Regions from separate parts of the Homo sapiens genome. Here regions 1, 3, 4 and 5 are each linked to region 2. A link is an interaction called in ENCODE POLR2A ChIA-PET data of the cell type or tissue named here. Cell type or tissue: GM12878. All regions are shown on one strand. Links, peaks and the distances in the headings refer to the core of each region. The heading gives the core; the rest is flanking DNA.

The links. Peaks named below come from ENCODE experiments on the same cell type or tissue, not always from the same donor. Only the 100,000 strongest peaks of a DNase experiment are listed, where the experiment ranks them.
Region 1: POLR2A ChIA-PET joins it to region 2 with 11 read pairs; 14 of 35 experiments call an interaction of 5 or more read pairs at or near these places.
Region 3: POLR2A ChIA-PET joins it to region 2 with 12 read pairs; 15 of 35 experiments call an interaction of 5 or more read pairs at or near these places.
Region 4: POLR2A ChIA-PET joins it to region 2 with 24 read pairs; 21 of 35 experiments call an interaction of 5 or more read pairs at or near these places.
Region 5: POLR2A ChIA-PET joins it to region 2 with 14 read pairs; 10 of 35 experiments call an interaction of 5 or more read pairs at or near these places.

What each region holds. Positions count from the first base shown.
Region 1 is chr20:41,049,117-41,053,576 of GRCh38, forward strand. The region is part of intron 2 of TOP1 (DNA topoisomerase I); the gene reads left to right. Among named protein-coding and RNA genes, the nearest start is that of TOP1, 23 kb to the left of the region's middle. RefSeq lists a silencer at 4,013-4,307. In GM12878, for the core only: no CTCF peak of the experiment used is centred there; no DNase peak of the experiment used is centred there; H3K4me3 peaks cover 767 bases; H3K27ac peaks cover 2,574 bases.
Region 2 is chr20:40,989,707-40,994,166 of GRCh38, forward strand. The region is part of intron 1 of LOC100128988 (a long non-coding RNA gene); the gene reads left to right. Among named protein-coding and RNA genes, the nearest start is that of TOP1, 37 kb to the right of the region's middle. RefSeq lists enhancers at 1,059-1,148, 1,209-1,368, 1,389-1,438. In GM12878, for the core only: a CTCF peak has its summit at 1,009; DNase peaks (open chromatin) are centred at 1,014 and 1,895; H3K4me3 peaks cover 686 bases; H3K27ac peaks cover 2,049 bases.
Region 3 is chr20:41,067,211-41,071,670 of GRCh38, forward strand. The region is part of intron 3 of TOP1 (DNA topoisomerase I); the gene reads left to right. Among named protein-coding and RNA genes, the nearest start is that of TOP1, 41 kb to the left of the region's middle. In GM12878, for the core only: no CTCF peak of the experiment used is centred there; no DNase peak of the experiment used is centred there.
Region 4 is chr20:41,093,170-41,097,629 of GRCh38, forward strand. TOP1 (DNA topoisomerase I) reads left to right here. Exons shown (of 21, transcript NM_003286.4): 10 at 4,051-4,172. Among named protein-coding and RNA genes, the nearest start is that of PLCG1, 42 kb to the right of the region's middle. In GM12878, for the core only: a CTCF peak has its summit at 2,403 (motif pointing left); no DNase peak of the experiment used is centred there; H3K27ac peaks cover 195 bases.
Region 5 is chr20:41,132,071-41,136,530 of GRCh38, forward strand. It overlaps LOC124904903 (translation initiation factor IF-2-like), which reads right to left. Exons shown (of 2, transcript XM_047440629.1): 1 at 3,632-4,460; 2 at 1,773-3,222. PLCG1-AS1 (PLCG1 antisense RNA 1) reads right to left here. Exons shown (of 7, transcript NR_109889.1): 2 at 3,632-3,741; 3 at 3,069-3,222; 4 at 1,417-1,575. Among named protein-coding and RNA genes, the nearest start is that of PLCG1, 3.2 kb to the right of the region's middle. RefSeq lists a silencer at 15-64 and enhancers at 1,928-2,107, 2,178-2,227, 3,988-4,460. In GM12878, for the core only: a CTCF peak has its summit at 3,324 (motif pointing right); a DNase peak (open chromatin) is centred at 2,041; H3K27ac peaks cover 1,199 bases.

The DNA of each region.
Region 1 (4,460 bases), core at 196-4,195, 59 kb after region 2:
GACGAATAGCCTCCTTCTTGTGTGTCTTTTCCATGGCAAAGCCTTTAAGGATAATAGCTGACCACTAATCTCACACAGCTGCTGATGTTTAAGAACCTAATTCTTGAAGTGTTTTTAAGTCAGTTTGTGGCATTTCTTCTGAACACTTGGGCACTTTGGAAATTGTAGTGACAGGTTTTAGAAATTTGAAGTTGTGTTGCAGAGGTGATAACAAAATTGGGTCTTTGAGCAACTCTGAGTCTTTTAATGCAGTGCACTTCTAAGTTTCCGATGGTATTTCCCCAAGTTTTGAATATTGAAAAGAAAGACCACACTTTGCAAAATAATTGGCAACTTTCATTTAATTCAGTTTGACCCTGTCTTGAACTTGGTCTTTGTAACTTCTTATGAGGGTCTTTTCCAACGGTAACATTAGAGGCTGATTCTGGAACTTCATGGAGGCAAGTCCAGTGAAACTTGGGCAGTTAGGGGGACCCTTTCCCTCTCCCTTTTCAAAGTTACTCAGTCAGCAGCTGCTACTGTTGGGATGGCGCGGTCAGGTGGGTATTATGCTTATTATGAAACTTGATGAGGGCAGGGACTCAGTTTTGGGGCTGAGTTGTATTTCAACACTTAAGTGGCACTCAGTAAATACTTGAACAAATGAATATTGTGAATCCCAACTTCCTTAAGGACAGAAGAACTATTTATACTTGTCTGCCATCTTCTTAGCTAGAGATTTTTTTTTTGTTTGTTTTGTTAGCTTTCAAGTTGAGGTCCCTAACAGGGGAATCCCATAGTTTCAATGATGAACAGGTCCATGACAAAAATTCTTGTTTATATGCAATACACATTTAGGGAGAATAAATGGTCATGTGGACTTTAAAAATTGGAAATGTTACTAGTCTCTTCTCTCATTCTTTTGTTTTGTTTTATGTTGAGGCAGAGTTTCACTCTTGTTGCTTAGGCTGGAGTGCAATGGCACGATCTTGGCTCACTGCAACCTCCGCCTCCGGGTTCAAGTGATTCTCCTGCCTCAGCCTCCCAAGTAGCTGGGATTACAGGTGTGCATCACCATGCCCGGCTAATTTTTGTATTTTTTAGTAGAGATGGGCTTTCACCGTGTTGGTCAGGCTGGTCTTGAACTCCTGAACTCAGGTGATCCACCTGCCTTGGCCTCCCAAAGTGCTGGGATTACAGGCATGAGCCACTGCTCCCAGCCCTCATTCATCAGTTTTTTAAGGGTTTCTTTAGAGCTGAATCCTCCCAGCAGTTTTCTTTCCTTTTGAATTCCAGAGCTCTTTGGGCCTTTAGCCAGAAACAGTCTCTGTCCTGCTTACTTTGAAAGGCTGTTAACTATGCCCTGGAATTTTGGAAATGTTCTCCTTGAGAATTGCTGTAAAGTAGTGATAAGGACTCTTCTGTAGGCTACAAATTGAAACCAGCCACCATTAAGATGGCTCACAGACAGGGTGTCCTGGATTGAAACTGGACCAACGTTGGTATAGTCTGAATTTGAGGAGTAAAAAGAAATATGCCCTTCCCTCTCCCCTAACAGTTGGGGAATACTTGTTTTTACTCCTCAACCATTCCCCTTTTAATGATGACAAGTTTTCAGGCTTTTTCACTGCCTTTAGTTTTGCATTAAGTTCCTGGGAGATTCACACACCCCTGATATTTACTGCACTCCTGGATGCCAGTTTTTTATCACTCAAGACCAGCTTGTTATCTGTCCTAGACAGAAGCCATCTTCTTTTAAAAGTATTAGAACATACTGGGTATAGAGTGTTAAAGAGAATGTTGATTTTTTTAAAACTTCTGCTTTTGGGGATGTGATATGGGTTTGAAAGTCAGGGAGGAAGTAGAAGATGTAAGGGTTTGCCCCAGTACAAGAGTTTTAATAATGAGGTGATAAATATTTTCTTTAAATAATTTATTCACCCATTGTGTTCACTCAAGTGGTTCTAGTGTTCACTTTCCTTATGCGCTAGTTGTATATTTGTATGTCAGAGAAGAGCAGAGATTATCTTTGACAGAAGTTATATTGTGAGTGTCTTTTTGGAGAAGGTAGGTTTTGATTGTGTAACTATGCCACACCTCCATTCCCCATACACTTGACTTGATGATTATCTTTGAAGGAGGAGCCCATCATATTATACAGCTGCCCTAAGTCTCAAATCTATCATCAAAAGGCAGTGTAAAGGGGACTGGCTCAAAACATGGCAAAGAGTCTCCTTTATATCAGAAAGCTCTCTGCCTTTGCTTATAAGGCAGCAAAGGACTCTTCTTCCTGCCCTGATCTGATTACCCTAAAAGCTTTAAGATCATGGAATAGTTGATAAAACAGTCAGTATTCTGTGCTGATGACTTATCCTTTTCTCCCTTAAGAAAGAGTAAATGTTTTTGCTTGGATTGAGTTTAGAGACACCAGATAGAATAAGATTGGCAACACTGTTAGCCACCTGCTGACCACAGCTAAACAGGCATATGTGCTTCTGCATGGGGAATGCTATGGCGTTAACAGTGCCTTCCTTAAAACCTGTAAGTTCGTTAGGCTTCCGGGTACCAGGGTTGTTAGAGTAGGCCACAGTTTACTTCCTTTTTCATAAGTGCTTTTCTTTCCTGGATCTCAGTATAGGAAGGAAAATCAGACAGCATTTCTCAGTTGTTGGCTCGGTGGGCATTGTGAATGGGTATGGTTGCTGCCTCAAATGCACATATACAACCTGAGCTAAGTTGTATGAAATGATTGAGTAGGCTGACTTCAGTTCTATGTAAATTAATCAAGGAGAAGGTTTAGGAATGGTTGTACCGCATTGACAGTTGTTAACATGTTTATAATTTCTTGGAGATTAGCCAGGAATTCTGTTACAACTACACACAAATATTGATTGACTTTCAAAATAAAATTCTTTAAAATCACTGAAATTTTCTGAGCCCAAGTTTCTTCATCTGTAAGATAAGCAAATTTACTAAGGTCATGGGTATCTAGTACATGATGGACAGAGATTTGAAGCTCTTTACCACTGATTTATGCTACCTTCTCATAGATCTAGTAGTTAAGTGACTTTTACCCAAGGTCATACACTGAGTGATAGAACAAGGATTTTGAATAAGATATTTTTCACTGTTGCACTGGTCTGCTTTCTCCAGCTTCCTTCAGAGGTCCCTAAAGGGGACCTCTGTGCTGCTCTGCAGTGCCTCTATCACATTAGGGTTTGGTCATGGTCTTTTGTGCTCATCATGTTTGAACATGTTTATCAAAGTATTTTACAGACTTGGTTATTTCTTCCCCTCATGTAATTTGTGTATTTGTCTGTTTTCCCTATGGAGAATGAACTTTTTATCTTATATATGCCTGATGTGACATTGATTTGGCCACTTGGGGTTGACCTTGTACTTGGTTTCCATATCTGCAGCTTCATTGTCATTTTGGGTTTAGGCCAGCTTTCAGGAACTTTTTAACAGTTGGATCAAATTTTGTTGGATTCATTTGATACTGAGTTTCTTATTCCTGTATATTTTGTTTCCTTTCTATCTAAGCAGAGAACTAGGACTCTAGAGTTACAAGAAGTTAGAGTATATCTATAACTTTTTTAAAAGAAAAAAAAAGGACCAGGCATGGTGGCTCACTCCTGTAATCCCAGCACTTTGGGAGGCCAAGGCAGGTATATCACTTGAGGTCAGGAGTTCGAGACCAGCCTGGTAAACATGCTGAAACCCTATCTCTACAAAAATACAAAAATTAGCTGGCCATGATGGTATGCACCTGTAATCCCAGCTACTCGGGAGCCTGAGGCAGGAGAATCTCTTGAACCTGGGAGGCGGAGGTTGCAGGGAGCTGAGATTGCACCACTGCACTCCAGCCTGGACAGTAGAGTGAGACTCTGTCTAAACAAACAACAAAAAAAAACTCTGTTTTGGACACATGACTTTAGGGAGATAAACATAACTCTGGGATTTTATTTTTTAATATGCTCCTGAAAACAGTCAACTCTCCCATTTCCTAGCTGGGAGAAGTATGTCTCACTTAATTTTGCTCATTCAGGAGAGGATGAATTTTTCAGCAATGATAGTAATAGCTGGCTGTTGCAACTCATTTCTTGCTGCAGCGTAGCACATCCACCAAGAATGCCCTTTCACCTTCCTTTGTCTTGCCAACTCCCTCTTAGCTTTCAGTAAGACTTGGCTCAAACTGCATCCTCCAGGAAGCCTATGTTAACTCCTAACTGCCACTCTTGGATCCAGGGTTTTTATTTCATCTTGTTCGCTGGTGGAACCGGGCTGTTTTATCTCATTATATTACTCTTCACTTTGAAACAAGGAGGCAGTTAACCTAGATTCAGTATTTTTACTCTTAGACTTTTTTTCCCCCAAAATGCCCATAAATTAAGCAATCTTACTGCCTTACTGCGCTTACTGAAAAATAGCAGCACAGCAGAAAAATAGAAAATCTTGCTATCATGTAAGAGATGTGGAAG
Region 2 (4,460 bases), core at 298-4,297:
ATCCCAGCTCACTGGGAGGCTGAGGCAGAAGAATCACCCAAACCTGGGAGGTGGATGTTGCAGTGACCCAAGATTGCACTACTGCACTCTAGCCTGGGTGAAAGAGTAAGACTCCGTCTCAAAAAAAAAAAAAAGAATGACAAGAAAAAAGTCTACATGTTCAGTATAGATGCAACTTTTTTAAAAATGTTTTTAATCTGTGGCTGGTTGAATCCATGGATGCAGAATCCATGGATACGGGGGGCTGACTGTGCACACCAAGTATAACCAATCAACAAGGACGCATATCAATGTGGATGAATTTCACCAACATGACATTGGGCAGAAGAAGCCAGACACCGAAAAGAATATACACAGCGTGGCCAACATGATGGAAACCCTGTCTCCACTAAAAATACAAAAAATTAGCTGGGCGTGGTGGCGCACACATGTAGTCCCAGCTACTCAGGCACGAGAATCACTTGAACCTGGGAGGCAGAGGTTGCAGTGAGCCAAGATCATACCACTGCACTCCAGCCTAGGTGACAGAATGAGACCCTGTCTCAAAAAAAAGAAAAGAATATACAGTATGATTTCAAATATATAGAAGTTGTTACCCTTGGGGAGGTAGCGAGTAGAAGGAAGTATGAAGATGAAGGTGTCTGGGATTGCCAGCAATGAGCATTGGTTGCATGGATATGTTTAGAATGGAAAATTCTGAATATATGTGAACCTTCCAAAAAAAAGTTTTTAAAGTTGTATCAGTTCATTACAGTACAAATGTAAAATTAGGGGAATTGTTTAGGAGTACCCCTCTTAGACCCCTAATTAGGAGTTGGAGGTCTCAGTCTGTGACCAGGATTAGAGTTCGTTCTATGGCTGGAATCTGGGCTCAGCCAGGATAAGGTTCTGTGTGGATCCAGTACTAATCATCGCTGCATCAGGGCTCTGCCTGGCAGGAGGGCTCGGGAGCCTTTGCTCTGTGTCCACAGCTCGACTGCTGCCGTTCCAGGATCTGACCACTTGATGTCTCCACTTCACAAATTGCCAAGTGAGGAAAGAGCTGGATAGAGCTGCCTAGACACGTACCGGCCCTGAGCTGGGATAGGTTGGAGGCCATAGCTCAGGGAAAGACTTGGAAACTGCAGAGAATGAATCCAAGTGGCAGCAAAGCTGGCTGGGCTGGGGCTGGGGTCCAGGCCCCATGCAACAAGGGCAGCCATGGGGACCACAGAGGCAAGTCCAGCTCAGAAGCCCCCAGCTTTGCGCCTATCTCAGCAGCACTGGTCGGTCATTCATTCAGTGCTTCATGAGCTCCCGCTCTGAGGAGGAATCAATGGAATCAATGGAAGGAATCACTGAGGAATCAATGGAAGGCAAATAGGGCACAGTCCCTGGCTTAATGGAGCTCACAGTCAGGCATACACCTCCTTTCTCCTTTCCATCTTGTCCCTGCCTAGCACGCCCAGCTCCCTCCAACCCAAAAGAACCTCCAATATTAGAATCTGCCCCCCACCAACTCCTCAACCAGGATCCCATTTTTCTTCTTTGTTGTCTGTCTCCCCGACTAGGGCAGATGTCTAAGGAGCAGGGCTTTCATCTGCCTTGTAGACCCTGGTGATCTCAGGGTCAGGCCCAGATGACCAACAAATATTCATTGAATGAAACTTGGATAGCAGTGAGGTGTTCACATCATCTCTACAGAAACAAACAGAACAGAGCAGGGAAACTTCCTCTGGGTCTGTGGCACCCAGCTCCCCAGACCTTGCAATTCTGGAGGAAGCCTCAGACAAGGCTTTTTGTGGGGTGGGTGTGGGAACCTGAGTAGGACTGAGAGCTGGAGGTTTCAGGGCTGGGAGGGCTGCATGACAGAAGGTGCTATTAGCCCAGCTCATGAACACTGAGCAGTTCCACTTCCCCCTTTTCAAAGTAAGCATGGTGGGGGAGGGAAGAGACAGGCCTTGTATCACCCCTTGATAGGCCCAGGGACCTAGCTATTAAAAACAGGAAATATGAGCCAGCAGAGAGTAAGGAGGAACTAACTGGGGGTGCCCTGTCTGCCTCCAACTACAGGGAGCCTGCCAGCTACCTTAATTCAGTCTAGGCAGATGACAGAGAACGAATAGACCAGCTTGACTGAAGCCTCCTGAGAGCCTGGGAAGGAGACCCAGGACATGAGTCTGGGCATGACTTTGGAGGAGCAGGTTGTAAGAAAGGGGATAAAGAGCTAGAGCTGCAGGCAGCTACTCCCTAGAGGAAGGAGGAAGGAGCAGAAGCCTGAGACACAGACTTGGATGGCCGTGTGGATGTGAGCAGCTGTCCAGGACCTTCAGAGGACCAGTTTGAGCCCATTTATTGGGAACCAAAAATGAGGATATCAGGATGGACCTCCAGCACCAGGGTTTACACTCTGCCACCCACTATGCACGGCCAATCAACATTCCCAGCACTGTCCAATAGAACAGTGCAATGCTGAAAATTTCTATAGCTAGGTTTTCCAATTTGGTAGTCATCGGACTCATGTAGCTAGTGGCTACCATATTGGACATCAGAGCTCTAGCCCCATGTGTAAGGTGAACAAAGAGCTGCCTTCCAATATTTCTTTTATTCCCTCCCACTCCTTCCATTCTTTCACACCCTCCTCTTGTGCCTCAGGCTATCAGTCAATAATTATATTGTAACGAGTTGAATTTCATAGGCCATAAGCTCATGTAAAATGAATATATAAAGTAACTTATTTTTGTATAACTGAATTTCATTTCTATCCCAAGTGCCCATCCAACCTAATGGCAGAGATTTACTGTAAATAAGTTCAGGTTAAATGTGGTCAAGTGACTGCTTCCTCCCTCTCTTCCTCCAGAGTGCATCTAAGTCTCTAGACAGGTCAGAGTGTGTAGCCAGCACTCAAGCATTGGGAAGAGGGGCATTTGGAGCCTTAGGGCCCACTGTCTATGCTAGGATTAAACTATCAGTCCTTGTCCTATTCATTTAATCTTCAAACTTCATTTCTGGGTTCTTCGATTCTTCCCTTTCCTGCAGGGGCAGTAGGAAGAGCTCCAGAATCCCTTCTTAAAAACTTATAGCAGCATCTAACTCTACTGTTCCACCTGTCCACATATTCCCATACTTTCTATCCCTTTGCTAATAAAAATAAAAGCAGCTAACATTTATTGAACATTTTCCATGTACCAGGAAAATTCTAAGCACTTTATTTATTTATTTATTTATTTATTTATTTATTTATTTACTGAGATGGAGTCTCACTCTGTTGCACAGGCTGGAGAGCAGTGGCACCATCTCAGCTCACTGCAACCTCCACCTCCTGGCTTCAAGTGATTCTCCTGCCTCAGCCTTCCAAGTAGCTGGGATTATAGGCACCCACCACTATGCCTGGCTAATTTTTCTTTTCTTTTTTTTTTCTTTTTTTTTTGGAGACAGGGTCTCCCTCTGTCGCCCAGGCTGGAGTGCGGTGGTGTGATCTTGGCTCACTGCAACCTCCGCCTTCTGGGTTCAAGCAATTCTCCTGCCTCAGCCTCCCAAGTAGCTAGGACTACAGGTGCCCGCCACCATGTCCAGCTAATTTTTTGTATTTTTTTTAGCAGAGACAAGGTTTCACCCTGTTGCCCAAGGTGGTCTTGAACTCCCAAGCTCAGACAATCTGCCTACCTCAGCCTCCCAAAGTGCTGGGATTACAGGCATGCGCCACCATGCCTGGCCCTAATTTTTACATTTTTAATAGAGACAGGGGTCTCACTATGTTGGCCAGGCTGGTCTCGAACTCCTGACATCAAGTGATCCGCCCACCTTGGCCTCCCAAAGTGCTGGGATTACAGGCATGAGCCACCATGCCCAGTCTATTCTAAACACTTTAAAACAACTAGCCCATATAGTCTTCCCAACAACTCCCTGAGGTAAATACTGTTATTATCCCCATTTTGCAGATCAGAAACTGAGGCACAGAGAGGTAGTGTGAAAAAAGCTCACACAGATAGTATTCTTATTGAGGCTGTGGATGTGTTAACTAGCTTGACTTAATTCTTCCACATTGTATTCATACATTATAACATCACTTTGTACCTCACAAATTTATACAGCTATAAATTGTCAATTTACAGTGAAAAGAGTTTTGATAGATTTTGCTATTTAAAAAATAACTAATAAAAAAGAAAGCATTCTTGGGCTAGGATCTCAAAAGCCAGTATTACAGATGCATTTACTTAGCAATACAACTTCCATGAGTCAATCCCAAAAATACTCTGGCAAATGTCTGACACAAGCCTCTTTGTTACAGCACTCATTGTAATAACAAGGGGCTAGAAACTACCCAAACATCCATCAACAGGGGATTATGTGAATAAATTATGATATATTTACACAGTGGAATACTATGAAGCCATAAAATGGAATGAGAGCTATCTTTGTATACTGTAGTAGAGTGATCTTCAGAATATATTGCTAGGCTGGGCATGGTGGCTCATGCC
Region 3 (4,460 bases), core at 176-4,175, 77 kb after region 2:
CTGGGTTCAAGCGATTCTCCTGCCTCAGCCTCCCGAGTAGCTGGGACTTACAGGCGCCTGCCACCACGCCGAGCTAATTTTTGTATTTTTGGTAGAGACGAGGTTTCACCATATTGGCCAGGCTGGTCTCGAACTCCTGGCCTTGTGATCCTCCTGCCTCAGCCTCCCAAGGTGCTGGGATTACAGGCTTGAGCCACCACACCCGGCCTCCAGTAAAATTTTATATACACTGTGATCCTTTTAAAGTACCTCTGATCTTTTTAAATAGTTTAGGGTTTCTTCGATTTCTTCTGTAGCAGATTAAAGAAATCTGGGGGATTATTTAATCACATCTGAACCCCAGAATAATTAGTATTTAGCATGTTCTGTTCCAAAATGCTTTCATTTATTCCAATCCTTGCTAATCAATTGTAGCTAATTTTGTGGCCATTTGTTAGGAGAAAACAAGTGTTTCAGATGTGTTTCTGTGTCCCTTCCTTCTCTGCTAGATATTAGCACCAATCATTTGTCATCAGGCTATACTTAGGACCCAAGCCCAGGAGGCATTTACTGTCCTGTGCAGTAGCAATACTGCAGACTTGGAGTGGGAGAGTAGCCATTATGTGCAGAAACAAAATGGGGCTATGGATCCACATCCCAGAAGATGCCATTTGGTTTCCTCTTTATTGTCCTCATGCAAGGTGCAAAACAAGGGAGTAGGTATTAAGAATCATTTCATCTTGTCTTCTCTTTGTGTGGACAGGAGTCTGAGGTCACATGCTCTAAGTCCCACAGTGATGTGGTAGCAGAAAGAAGAGGATGTGAGACCAAGGATCCTGAGTCCCCACTACATTATTCCTTCCAGTGAAAAATACCTCCCTGTGTAAAAAGAGTTAGTTTTGTAGCTAAACTGTCTGTTTAAATACAAGCACCCCTTACTTGTATGCATATGGTAGGCAGCTCAGGTTTAAAAATGTCAGATCACCTCAGGCACTGCCTTTATCTCTCTTTGTCCCCAAATCCCTGAAATCTTTGGCACTGAAAGTATTAATGTCATCAAATTCTGAACCTATGAAAACTTCATCTCTGTCTTTCTCTTGTCTGGCCTGTAACATGACAAGAACAGCTCACACCAAAGTTAGAAGATAATTTCATCAGTCATCACTTATCTCTTGACACTGCTTCTTTCTGTTAGCGTTAATATTTTGCTCCTCAGATCCTTTTTCTTTTTTTTTGGAGTCAGGGTCTCATTGACTGCTAAGCTTGGGCGCGGTGGTGTGATTATAGCTCACTGCAGCCTCCCTGGGCCCAAGGGGTCCTCCCACCTCAGCCTCTTGAATAGCTGGGACAATAGGCATGCACCACCATGCTTGGTTAATTAACTTTTTTGTTTTTAATAGAGATGGCGGTCTTGCTATGTTGCCCAGGGTGGTCTGGAACTTCTGGGCTCCCACATTGGCATCCCATAGTGTTGGGGTTACAGGCATGAGCCACCATGGCCGGCCCTCTTTTAAAAAATACATAAATAATCTCAAAAGGAATACTCTTCTAGATGCCAAGGAATTACGTAGCTTGTAGGATCTCACGAGCTACCTTTCTTAAAGGGTTACATTCTTATCCATTGTTTATCTTTAATAGTAGATCTCTTGTATAAACAGAATATTATTAAAAGCAATTTGGGAGGGGGGCTTGATTTTAGAAAATAAGAGAATCGTGTGAAATGAAATTCCTCCTAGTTTTCGACTCTGTGCATCTCTTGCCAATTTTAAACCTGGCATTCACACTGGAGTGACAAATTTGTGGAAAGCAAGGGAAGACAGAAAACTGCTGTAAAATAGCAAGGGAAGTACTTTTCCAGCCATATTGGCAGTGCTATTCTGTACTGTCAGTGTGAGAAACATCTGAGAATAAGGATGCTTTTGGCTTCTGCTTTCCTTTTAGTTCCAAATCCTACCTGAATTGTAATTGAGAGAATGTAGGATTTTAGGAATATGCACTTGAATTACGCATCTAGTTCTCAGATTAGGGGAGATTTTTCTGAAATTAATAAAATTTAAAAGATATGTTTGCTGCTTTCCTTGTGAGTGGTTTGCCAAAGCCCTCCCTTTGTCTACACATCACTATATCATCCTGTCTGTGGGAAATGGACAACTAACATGGGTAGGCAGAGAAGATTGAACAGTTTGGAAATGAGGAAACTCAGTACCACCACCATTCACATGGGAGTCAGTATGATATATTGAATAGCACACTAAGATAAAAGTTAAGAGGCTGGGTTCTGTCATTTATAAGCTACGTGTCGTGATCCAAGGTGCTTAACTTCTCTGGGTCTCATTTTCTGTTTTGGTCAAGGGTTGATAACAGTACCTGCTTTATCAATCTTTCAAGTTTGTTTATGCACATGACAGCTCTTTGGGAACTGTAACATACTAAATAATTGAGATAATGATGGTGATGATGATAATTACCGCAAAGCCTAGTATAATATCATGCAGATAAATTGGAGCTCTTGAGTTTGGTAGTTGAATCTAATTCAGTAGTTATTGATAGCATTCAATTTGGAGCCCTGATATTTTCAATATTATATTTATCCCTATCATAGTACGCCATAATCATTGTTTTTAAGATTTCATGGTGGAGACAGCATTTGAGCTAGCCATTCAAAGATGGTTAAAATTTTGCTAACGGAAAGTAATGGTTAGAAAGAAAAACATAAGCAAAACATAGAGGCATTGTAGTATATGCTTTGTTCTGGGAGGAATCTAGTTAGGTGGGTTACACAGGGTGGAATAGTAGAAAATGAGACCCAAAAAAGTGGCTTGAGGCAAAACTATTAAATGCCATTTCAAAAAGTTGGAACTTGTTACTTACACTAACTAAAAATCGGGGGGAAATGTTGGGACTCGATTCTGAGCTGAGCAAGAAGCCACTGGAAATACTTGAGCAAAGTGGATATAAGACTTAGCTACAAATGACATGAAGGGTCTAAGAAAAAGGGTTCCTGTCTTGGATAACTGGGTGGCTGTTCACGCTATTAATAGAGACAAAGAACTTAAGGGAGGAATGGGAGTTAGAATGGGTATCGGTTTTGCCATCTTTGGGCACATCCTTTTATCCTCTCTGGCCTGAAAACAAAGGATTAAATAATTTCTAGGAAATTACATTTACCTTGAAGTTTTGATACTTCTATAATATAAAACGCCGGAGTCCTTGTGATTTTGTTTAGAGATATATAATCGGCATTGTAGTGTGTAATGATGATGGACATTAAGGAACCCTTGTTTCTTAGTGCCTTTTGGAAACTGGCTCATTTCAGAAGCTGCGCTCTTTTCCCAGAGGCAACTTTTGAAGTTACTTAAATATTTAATTTAACAAATATCATTTAAGATTTAACTGTCTACTATCCTTGAAAGGGTCATGAGTTTCCCTCCTAAACCAAGACTTTGAAGCTCTCTGTGCTGTCTCACAGGAATCCCCATGATCCAACTTCATGTGACCTGCAGAGGTCTGCTGCCTTGAGGAGTAGACAGGTAGCTGGGCTGTTAGTGGCTAAGTCCTTTTCTCAGAATATGTGGAGGCTCCTTCTACCTTTAACAGTGCTTTTTTGCTTTGTTTGGGAAGTAACAGAGTAGTCAAGTGCATGACCCTGGAGCCAGACTGCCTGAGTTTAAATCCTGTTTCTCTCTTTAGAGGTAGTTCCTTGGGTGAGTTACTTAACTTGTCTGTGCTTCAGTTTCCACATCTGTGAAATGAAGATACCAGTAGTTACCTGAGTTTTGTTACCGATATCAAATGTGCTTAGATGAGTGCTTGGCACTGGGTGCTACTCAAGTATCTGTTAAATACTTTTATGGGGGATAGAGGACAGATTTAAATGGTTTCCCATAGCCAACATTCTAGCTTTCCAGAATATCAGTATTTTGTTGTGGTAGCGGTGGTCTTTTTTCCTAAAGAAACAGTGCTTCGCCAGAAGGGAGACATTGTTCCCTACTGGCTCCCTACTTCCACCGTTTCTCCCACTCTTCTATATAAGTGCCTTAGAGAAACTCTGGTCACCCTTTTCTGTGGTCTGCTTAGCTCCAACAAGAATCATAGACCAAAGGTTTTGCTGTCATCACTTTAAAAATAGTGTAAGTTATTTTTTTCTTTCCTTTTTTTAAATTTTTTTTTTTTTGAGATGGAGCCTCAGTCTATCGCCAGGCTGGAGTGCAGTGGCGTGATCTCGGCTCACTGCAGCCTCTGTCTCCCTGGTTCAAGTGATTCTCCTGCCTCAGCCTCCCCAGTAGCTGGGATTACAGGCATGTGCCACCACGCCCAGCTAATTTTTGTATTTTTAGTAGAAATGGGGTTTCACTGTGTTGCCCAGGCTGGTCTCGAACTCCTGACCTCAGGTGATCTGCCCGCCTCGGCCTCCTGAAGTGCTAGGATTACAGGCATGAGCCACCACGCCCAGCCAGATTATTTTTTCTTTAGTGGAATTC
Region 4 (4,460 bases), core at 243-4,242, 100 kb after region 2:
TTGTCCCTTATCTGTCGTTGGTATTTGTATCCTTGGGTTTGAAGGATTTGAGGGTAGCCTTTGACATGCCTCCTGTTGGCAGTGTAGCAGTATGTAGATGGTAATAACTGATTTTCTTCATTCCATGAGTTTTATCCAGAAATGGTTAGAGCATTGTTCCTCATACCCTTATGTGCTTATGACTCACCAAAGTGGATCTGAGCCCATTTAACAGTTGTGGGGTGGGCTTCTTTTCCCTTTCCCCACCGTCCCTCTTCTTCTTTCCCCTTTCCCAACCATCCTTCCCTCTTCTGTCCCCTTTCCTGACAGTCCCCCTTCTCCTTTCCCCAGCATTCCTCTTCCACCTCCACTTGTCTTACCACCGTCTTTTGGCCACTGTTATTTCACCACCCCATTTCTCCACCATTTTTCCCACCCTCAGCCCCCCACTGTTTTCTTCTCACCCATCCCACCGCCCGCACTGAAAAGAAAAAGTTCTGGGGTGGGATTGAGTACTTCTGAACCAAGTGGTCTGCTGACCAAACTTTGAGAAACACTGGGCAGGATAACTGCTGAAAAGCATCAGTGGTGAACACTCAGGCATTCTGGTGCATCTCTCTTCCCACCAGTAGTGGCCTTAGGTCCACCAATGCTTGTAGGCCTAGGTAGTAGTTTACACTAAAGGGCTGGGTCTGCAACTGAAGAAAGTGCCAAACTTGGCAAGCTGAAATTTGTTTTTTAAAATGCCATATTTATTAGCCAAGTGTGGTGGTGCACGCCTGTAGTCCCAGCTACTCGGGAGGCTAAGGTGGGAGGATTGCTTGAGTCCAGGAGGCAGAGATTGCAGTGAGCCTAGATCGTGCCACTCCCCTCCAGCCTGTGTGACAGAGTGAGACCCTGTCTCAAAAAATAAAATAATAAATAAATAAATAAAACATATTTATTGAATGTATTTGTGGTCAGACACCAAGACCCAGCAGTGGATAGTACTACTGACTTAGACCCTGATCTTGGGGAGTTTGCAGCCTAACAGGACTCCATAATCTCAGAGGCAAATGCTTATGTTATGTAAACATTTTGACCTGTTGACCAGAGAGCCTAAGACAGTTCTTTCAGCCCTCACGCTGGTCATTCCTGGAGACTCTTAACTATAACTCAAAGCCAAAACTCCTAATTAAGAGAAAGGGCCTAGAACCTTGAAGAGCACCATCTCAAAGCGTAGGTATTCCGTAGGCCTGGTCTGGACTTACCAAGAGCTTTAGGATGCTCAGCTGGTAAAGCCTCACTTTGAGGTTCAAAGTGATGGGAGGGAAAGCTAGATTCCCTAGTCCTGTGGTTTCTCTTCCTTTTCAAGATAGGAAGCAGAGGCCTGGTCTAGTTCACAGGTTGCCATAGTCCTTTCCTCCCATTCTTGCCCAGTCCTCCTTTACAGGATCCTGCTTTAGGGCTCCAGCATTTTCTCAGCTGGTCCTCTGCTGGGATTTCTTCTCTTTGATTGTGTGAACTCTTACTCTGCAGTAAGTCAAGAAGTCATATTTGACTTTACTTCAAACTGATACAGTAAGTGCTGCCTACTCTCTGGGGAGGAGAATTCTTAGACTCCTTTAGAACTTGCCAGGGAGGTGGGGCATGGGCTAGCTGAAGCAGTGAATTACTGCCTTCTCTGAGGACCTTCAGTTTACAGCTTTGATTCAGCAGTTTCCTTTTCCTGGAGCTCAGCCTTTTCCACAAAGTGTTAACATTGCCAGGAACCTTCCAGTCATCCTCCCACTACTCTGATGCAGGGAGCCATCATTTCATCTTTTGACAGCTCATCTAAAATAGGAGGAGTCACAGTTGCTTCTCCCTCTATTAGGACAGAATTCAGTAAAACAGCCCAAAATCTCATTTTTTTTAAATTTATTTTTATATTTATTTATTTGAGACAGAGTCACACTCTGTCACCCAGGCTGGAGTGCAGTGGCACAATCTTGGCTCACTGCAGCCTCCACCTCCAAGGTTCAAACGATTCTCATGCCTCAGCCTCCCAAGTAGCTGAAATTAACAGGCACGTGCCACCACACCTAAGTTTTGTATTTTTAATAGAGACAGGGTTTTACCATGTTGGTCAAGCTGGTCTGGAACTCCTGACCTGAAGTGATCCTTGCACCGCCTCCTAAAGTGCTGGGATTACAGATGTGAACCACCATGCTCAGCCACATTTTTTTTTAAATGGTGTTAACAGTTTACATTTTTTTCTTGCCATTTTATTTCATTTATTTTATTCCTAATGACTTAATGTTTTCCTTTATATTGGAAACATGTTACAGTTTTCTAAAGAAGTTCAGGGAATCTTTTAATACACAGCCTATCTTCCCCGAAGTGTCTTTCTTCCAAAGCAGAAGCTTGGGGGTTGATGGGGGCAGCTGCGCCACCTGTTGGCCTTTTAAGTTAATGGCGTCCAAAGTGGGTTCTTTCTATTATAACTGTTTCAATATTGTGCTACAGTTCTCTACACCCCTGCAAAGTCAGATTGCATATCATTATGAGATAAGATGTCTTCTGAGTTTTGAAATAAATGGATTTCTGGTTAAATTTTAGTTTTCTATAAAGAATGTGGGCAGCCTTGGTGAATTATTAATACCTGTGTAATAGTAAGGTGGTGGAATTATAGTTAACCTCATTTTAAGTATAGCCAAATGCTCTTAGTATAGCATGGATTGGTTCGAGGTGATGTTGTAAAGTTGGATTTTTAAGAAAGAATGGAAATTGGCACTAAGAGTACTGTCAAAAGCATTTGTTTGAAAAGTGGATTAAATTCCCAAGTACTTTTCTTTCATTGCTTTATTAACTAAATCAGGTATATAAAACCCATAGGCCCTATTCAGATTTTCTTTACCAGTTAGCAGCTTTCATTGTGAAAACATCTGAGTCCCTTTAGACAGCTTTTTGTTTATTTGAGACAGTCTCAGTCTGTTGCCCAGGCTGAAGTGCAGTGGCGTGATCTTGGCTCACTGCAACCCCTGCCTCCTGGGTTCAAGCGATTCTCATGCCTCAGCCTCCTGAGTAGCTGGAGTTACAGGCTCCCACCACCACGCCCGGCTAATTTTTTATATTTTTAGTAGAGATGGGTTTTCGCCATGTTGGCCAGGCTGATCTGGAACTCCTGACCTCAAGTGATCTGCCTGCCTCAGCCTCCCAAAGTGCTGGGATTACAGGCATGAGCCACTGCTCCCAGCCCCTTTAGACAGCTTTTACATAAACAATTGGATACACCAGGAACCCCAGTCATCCCTTGTGCTGTGGATGCATCCTGGTTCCCTGAAAGAGGCAGCATCATGGTACCCATGTTCCAGAGCAGTGTGTCGCAAACTCTAGTGTGCATCCAAGTCTTGTTAAAAATGCAATTTCTGTATAGGATTCAGTAGGTCTAGGAGGGGGCCTGGGATTCTGCATTTCTAAACTCCCACATGATGCCAATGCTGCTGGTCTGTGAACCACTTGTTGAATAGCAAAGTTCTAGAAGAAGGTCTTATTAGGCTTTTCATATGGGAAATCTGGGCTTGCCTAGTATGGATATATATTTTTTTATTCATATTCCACCCACCTAACTTTGAAGAAGAAAGATGCCTATTTCTTTTCCCCACAATTCCTTTCTTCCACTCCCTGCCCTATCCCTTCCTCCCCTTCTTGAACAGAGGCTGCTTAGCTTAGCAGTGGCAGGAGTCCCTCTGAGGATTTGATTTTTAAAAACCATTGAAGAGGTGTAAAGGACCCTGCTTGCTGAAAGGAAAAGGAAGAGTGACTGGGCCTCCCCCAGGTCATCCCTGTCCTGAGCAGGCACCTGGGAACAATTAACTGGCATAGTCTCCAGAGAATGACCCAGGTAAATATATGCTAAAGAGAAGGAGAATTTGTACAAGTAGATATAAATCAGTATGTTGTCTTTGTTGTTGTTGCTACTATGTGTCACCAGACCTTTATATACCATGAGAAGGCAAACCATTATTAAAGAGAATTCGCTAGCCCTGGGTATTTATGCTTAGAACATGAATACTATACCTCACTTTTTGGAACCACTTTTTTCTCTAGGTAAAGTCATGAAGCTGAGCCCCAAAGCAGAGGAAGTAGCTACGTTCTTTGCAAAAATGCTCGACCATGAATATACTACCAAGGAAATATTTAGGAAAAATTTCTTTAAAGACTGGAGAAAGGTACTGTAGCCCATGTGTTAATATCCTAGTACCTTGCAAAACAATCAAGTACTAAGTAATAAATTATCATTTTGCAAAACATTTCCTGATGTAAAATTTGAGTTGTATGGATTTTGTTGTATTTAAACTTGCGTATTTTTTGTCTTCATTTACTATATTATGTAGGGTTTCTGTCCAACAAGAGTACTTGTATATCTTTGCTATTGGCTCTCATGTGATGGCAGGTAGGTGGGGGTTATCAGATTAGGCCAAACAGAAAACCTCAACTCCAGTTGCGCACAGGAAAGT
Region 5 (4,460 bases), core at 301-4,300, 140 kb after region 2:
TTTTGCCTTGAGAGAGAACACGAGGCTCTTGAGGGACAGATAACACAACCCAGGTGAGGAGGAAAGCAGGTGGACATGACCTAAGAAGTGTGAGGCCTGATGACTAAGTTGGAGCCACAGATAGATTTGGGGGCCAGGGGTCAGGAGCCTAAACAGCAGGTTGTGGGTGGAGTTCAAGGTGCACTGAGGTTAGTTCTTAGCAAGTAGTACTGGCTGTGTGCTGAGGTGCAGGCTGGCTCACAAACCCAGAGGAGGGGCTGTTCAGATGTCTAACACGAGAAACTGAGTAAAAATTAAAGAATGGTTTAGGCCAGGTGCAGTGGCTCACGCCTGTAATCCCTGCACTTTGGGAGGCTGCAGTGGGTGGATCCCCTGAGGTCAGGAGTTCGAGACCAACCTGGCCATCATGATGAAACCCCCGTCTCTACTAAAAATACAAACAATTAGCTGGGCATGGTGGCACGCGCCTGTAATCCCAGCTACTCAGGAGGCTGAGGCAGGAGACTTGCTTGAACCCGGGAGGCAGAGGTTGCAGTGAACCGAGATTGCGCCACTGCACTTCAGCCAGGACGACAAGAGTAAAAAAAAAAAAAAAAAAAAATGGTTTAAAGAAAAAGGACAATGTTTTACACATGGATCAAATTAGACACTGCAAGACTATAAATCTGCACCCTTCTAATGTGAAAAGGGCTTCACTGAGCTATACTTGTATATTATGCCCTCGATATTCACTCAAGGCCATTACAAGGAACAAATGAAAACGGCATCAGCATTTGCTATTAACCAGTTGAGAACATTCTCCACTATTTCAACTAAATAAGTATCCAGGTGAGAAACTTCTTTTATAATTTAACCCCAGAAATTTTTTTTACTCCAAAGAACCAGTTAACAGAATAGAAAGTGTTATTGTTTTGGCTATCAGGAAGCTCAGCCATGTTTAATTCTCAATCACATCAGCTACATTAACCCATAAACCATATTATCGTCCTCCTCCTTATAATCTCATCTCCTATTTCTATATTTTATTCTCTATTTTTAAGTACTCAAAACATTTTTAAAGGGCTGAAAAAGAATACACTTGTGGTAGACATAGCAACGTGCCACCCAGATCCCCTTCAAAGAAGGACTTGTTGACCCAACTATTGGGAGAGCTGTCAGCAGAAAATCTTCAGCTGTCAGCCCCTCGAAGATCATCTTGGCTGCAGAGTGCCATCTGGCCCAGGCTAGGCTCTTCCCAGGACATTACAACTCCTTTCCAGGCTAGTGCCAGACAACAGAGATCCTGGGAGTTGGCTGAGACTGTCATCAGGCCTGCATCTCAGTTTAGTTTTCCCTGTGCCCACTCCTGTTTCTTTCCAGTACCTCCCAGAGTGTTGATCCCAGGGCCACTCCCCAATAAACATACTGCACACTAACCTGTCACAGAGTCCACATCCAAAGAACCCAACCTGTGACAGCACCAAATCAAAAGAGACTCAGGAGGCTGAGGCAGGACTGCTTGAACTCGGGAGGCGGAGATTGCAGTGAGCCAAGATTGTGCCATTGCACGCCAGCCTGGGCGACGAGAGAGAAACTCTGTCTCAAAAAAAAAAAAAAAAAAAGAGAGAAAACATATCAGGTAGGGGTATTTTACAAAGGAGAGAGGATATACAATAAAGTGTTCATACATACATGGGAAGCAAAACAGCACTGACTCTGGGGCCAGACTACCTGGGTTTGAATCCTGCCTTTTAGCTCTGTGCCTCAGTTTTTTCATCTGGAAAATGGGGATAATAAGAGCACTTATAGGGCTGTAATGAGGAAGAAATGAGACAATGTGGATAAAGCAGTTCCATAGTGTTTACTATATGTCAACCACTGTTCTAAGTGGTCATTTAATAAACAGCTGTGAGGCCAAACCCACAGGTCCCGAGGGGCAGTTGGGCTGGGACTCTCCCCAGACTCTGGGCATGGGCACAGGTACAGTGTAGGCCAGGGCATGCTGAAGCATGCATGTTCACAGAAATAGGCCTGAGCAGGGCTAGCATGGGTGACGTCACAGGCGTGTGCTTGTGTGGGTGCTGGGCTGCTCCTCCCAGACAGCGCAGCTGCACGTATTGCCATTCACACCCACGCACCCATATATATGCTGAGCTGGGGGAAGCCCACACAGACCACACCCTCTGCATGCCCTGTTTTTCCTGCACCTCCTTTGGTGGAAGGAGGCACCTGAGGCCTGGGATGCTGGCCCAGAAGTCCCAGGAGGAAATGGGTCCTGTTCCCTGATTACAGGCCTGGCAACGGGCTGAAAACTCAAGCTCTTGTTGGCAGGGATTTCTTGAGCCCCTAGAGGTCCAGACCCAGAGGCAAAAGTAAAAGCAAGGAAGCCTTACCCTGCATGTTAGGAAGCTCCCAAAAAAATGGAGAAACGGATGTAAAAAGTGCATCAGAGCCCACAGGCTGCCGGAGTCAGCACAGTAAGCTCAATGAGGGCTGCAGCACTTAAGAGGGTGCCTCCTGTACAAAACAGGATCAGACAGCCAGAGAGGGGCCCCATTCAGCCCCCGTCTGCCTTCCTGGTCTCATCACTCCCTGTCCCCTCCTCAGTCAGGAAACTCTAGCTTTGTAACCCTAAATTCAACAACCTCTTCCTGGCCTCAGGGCCTTTGTACATGCTGTTACCTCTACTTGGAATGTACTTTTCTCCAACCCACCTTTAATAATTCACCTCGCCATCGACTCACTTCCTTTAGACCTCTGCTGAGGTCTGAAGAGATCTCGACCCAATGTTTTTCCTTCTAGCCCTCATCATAATTGTCTTTATGTAACAGAGTGTTTATTTAATGTCTGAACTCCCAGAGAGCTGGCGCTGTGTCTCTCTTGTGCTCCTCATGTTGTCAATGCCCAACACAGAGAAGAGCAGGGTCCACAGAACTTCAAGCCTAAGCCAGTTCAAGCCACACTCTGTGAGCACTCACGTTCTGCTGGATTCCCTGTGCCCAAGGCCAGCGGTGAGCATGCCTCCCCTCACCCATGCTGATTAACCAGATAGCCTCCATGCCCACTGACTACTGACCACCAGGACTTACCTAAGCCAGTGGATCTCCTGTGAGGCAGAAAACTCATGGAGTCAGGCCGACTTGGGTTCTAGTTCCCACCTAGTCATGTTATGTGGCTTTGGGGCAAATTGTAGAACTTCTCTGAATCTCTGTTTCCTCATCAGTAAATTGTGGACCATCATTCCTGATTAGAAGATAATTATGAGGATCAGGTGTGACCACAGGTGCACACCTTCAGCACAGGGTCTACGCTAGCTCCGTCCCGCCCACGTAAAGACCTGCCACTAGGTGGCAGTCCATCTCAGCTACCCCACCGCTCCTTACTCCACAGAGGCTGGCTAGGACAAAGGGTCTCAATGTCATGCTGAATTCTGAGCTTCTTAGGGGACGCACTTGAGGAAATCAACGTTAACACACAAGTTTCCACTACAGCAAGACAAAGTCAGAAGCAGCAGCCCCAGGTCACTATCCAGCTGAGTGGGTTGCCTGAGCACACGCTCTTACAAACTCTAGTCTAGTCCTACTATCTCACAATTCCCAGGAAGCCTGGCTCTTTCTCTGGCATCAGCTGGAAGCTCTGTTGGGCTTCTCACCTCTGAAATGCAGTAAGTTGTCCTGCTGTGCCTGGCAGCCGACCCACTGCCTGGCTCAACATGTCAGACAGGCTCCACCGCGACCGTGGGTGTCCTCAATTTTGGCGGTGCTGACAAGGGTAGATAGATTGCAGGGGTGAGTTTCAAGAATGGCTTCAGAAAGACAAAGAGTATGAATTATATTCCATAACCAGAAAAAGGCCTTGTGGCTGGAGAATGGAGAGTGAAGGATCACTTGTGAGAGATGAAACTGGTGAGATGGGCAGGTCATATAGAACCTGCTAGGCCAAGCAGGGAGTGTGGATTTTAGGTGCAATGGGAATTCACGGAGGGTTTTAGCCTGGATGTAGGGGATCATGATTTAATTTCATTTTAAAGATTTAAAGCATGATAAATCCAGGCAAAACCAAACTGATAGATCCAGGCAAAACCAAACAAGGTGAGTAGTCTGGGTGACAGGAGATGGGGCCTTCAGCTTGTGGGCTGAGTGACAAGGTCTTGATGGATTGGAGGTGAGGCAAAGGGAGGAATCAAAGTTAGCTGCAAGGTTTTTGACCTTCCAACTTAGAGAAGTTTAGCGCCGCGTTCTGAGAAAGTGAAGACTGTGGAAGGAATCGTTTGGGGAGGGAAGGCGAGCTGTCTAAGGGGGGGGGATGTGGAACATGCAGTGGGATGCTGGGGCCTGGAACGTAGGGGAGATGCAGGTTTGGAGTCACCGGTGCCTGTGTTGTTGGGCAAAGCCAGGGGAAAGGTCAGGTCGCCTTGGGATCTGGCCTAGCACTGAGTGCAGAGGAAGAGAAGCTTCTGAGATCGAGAGGCAGCGGCTACA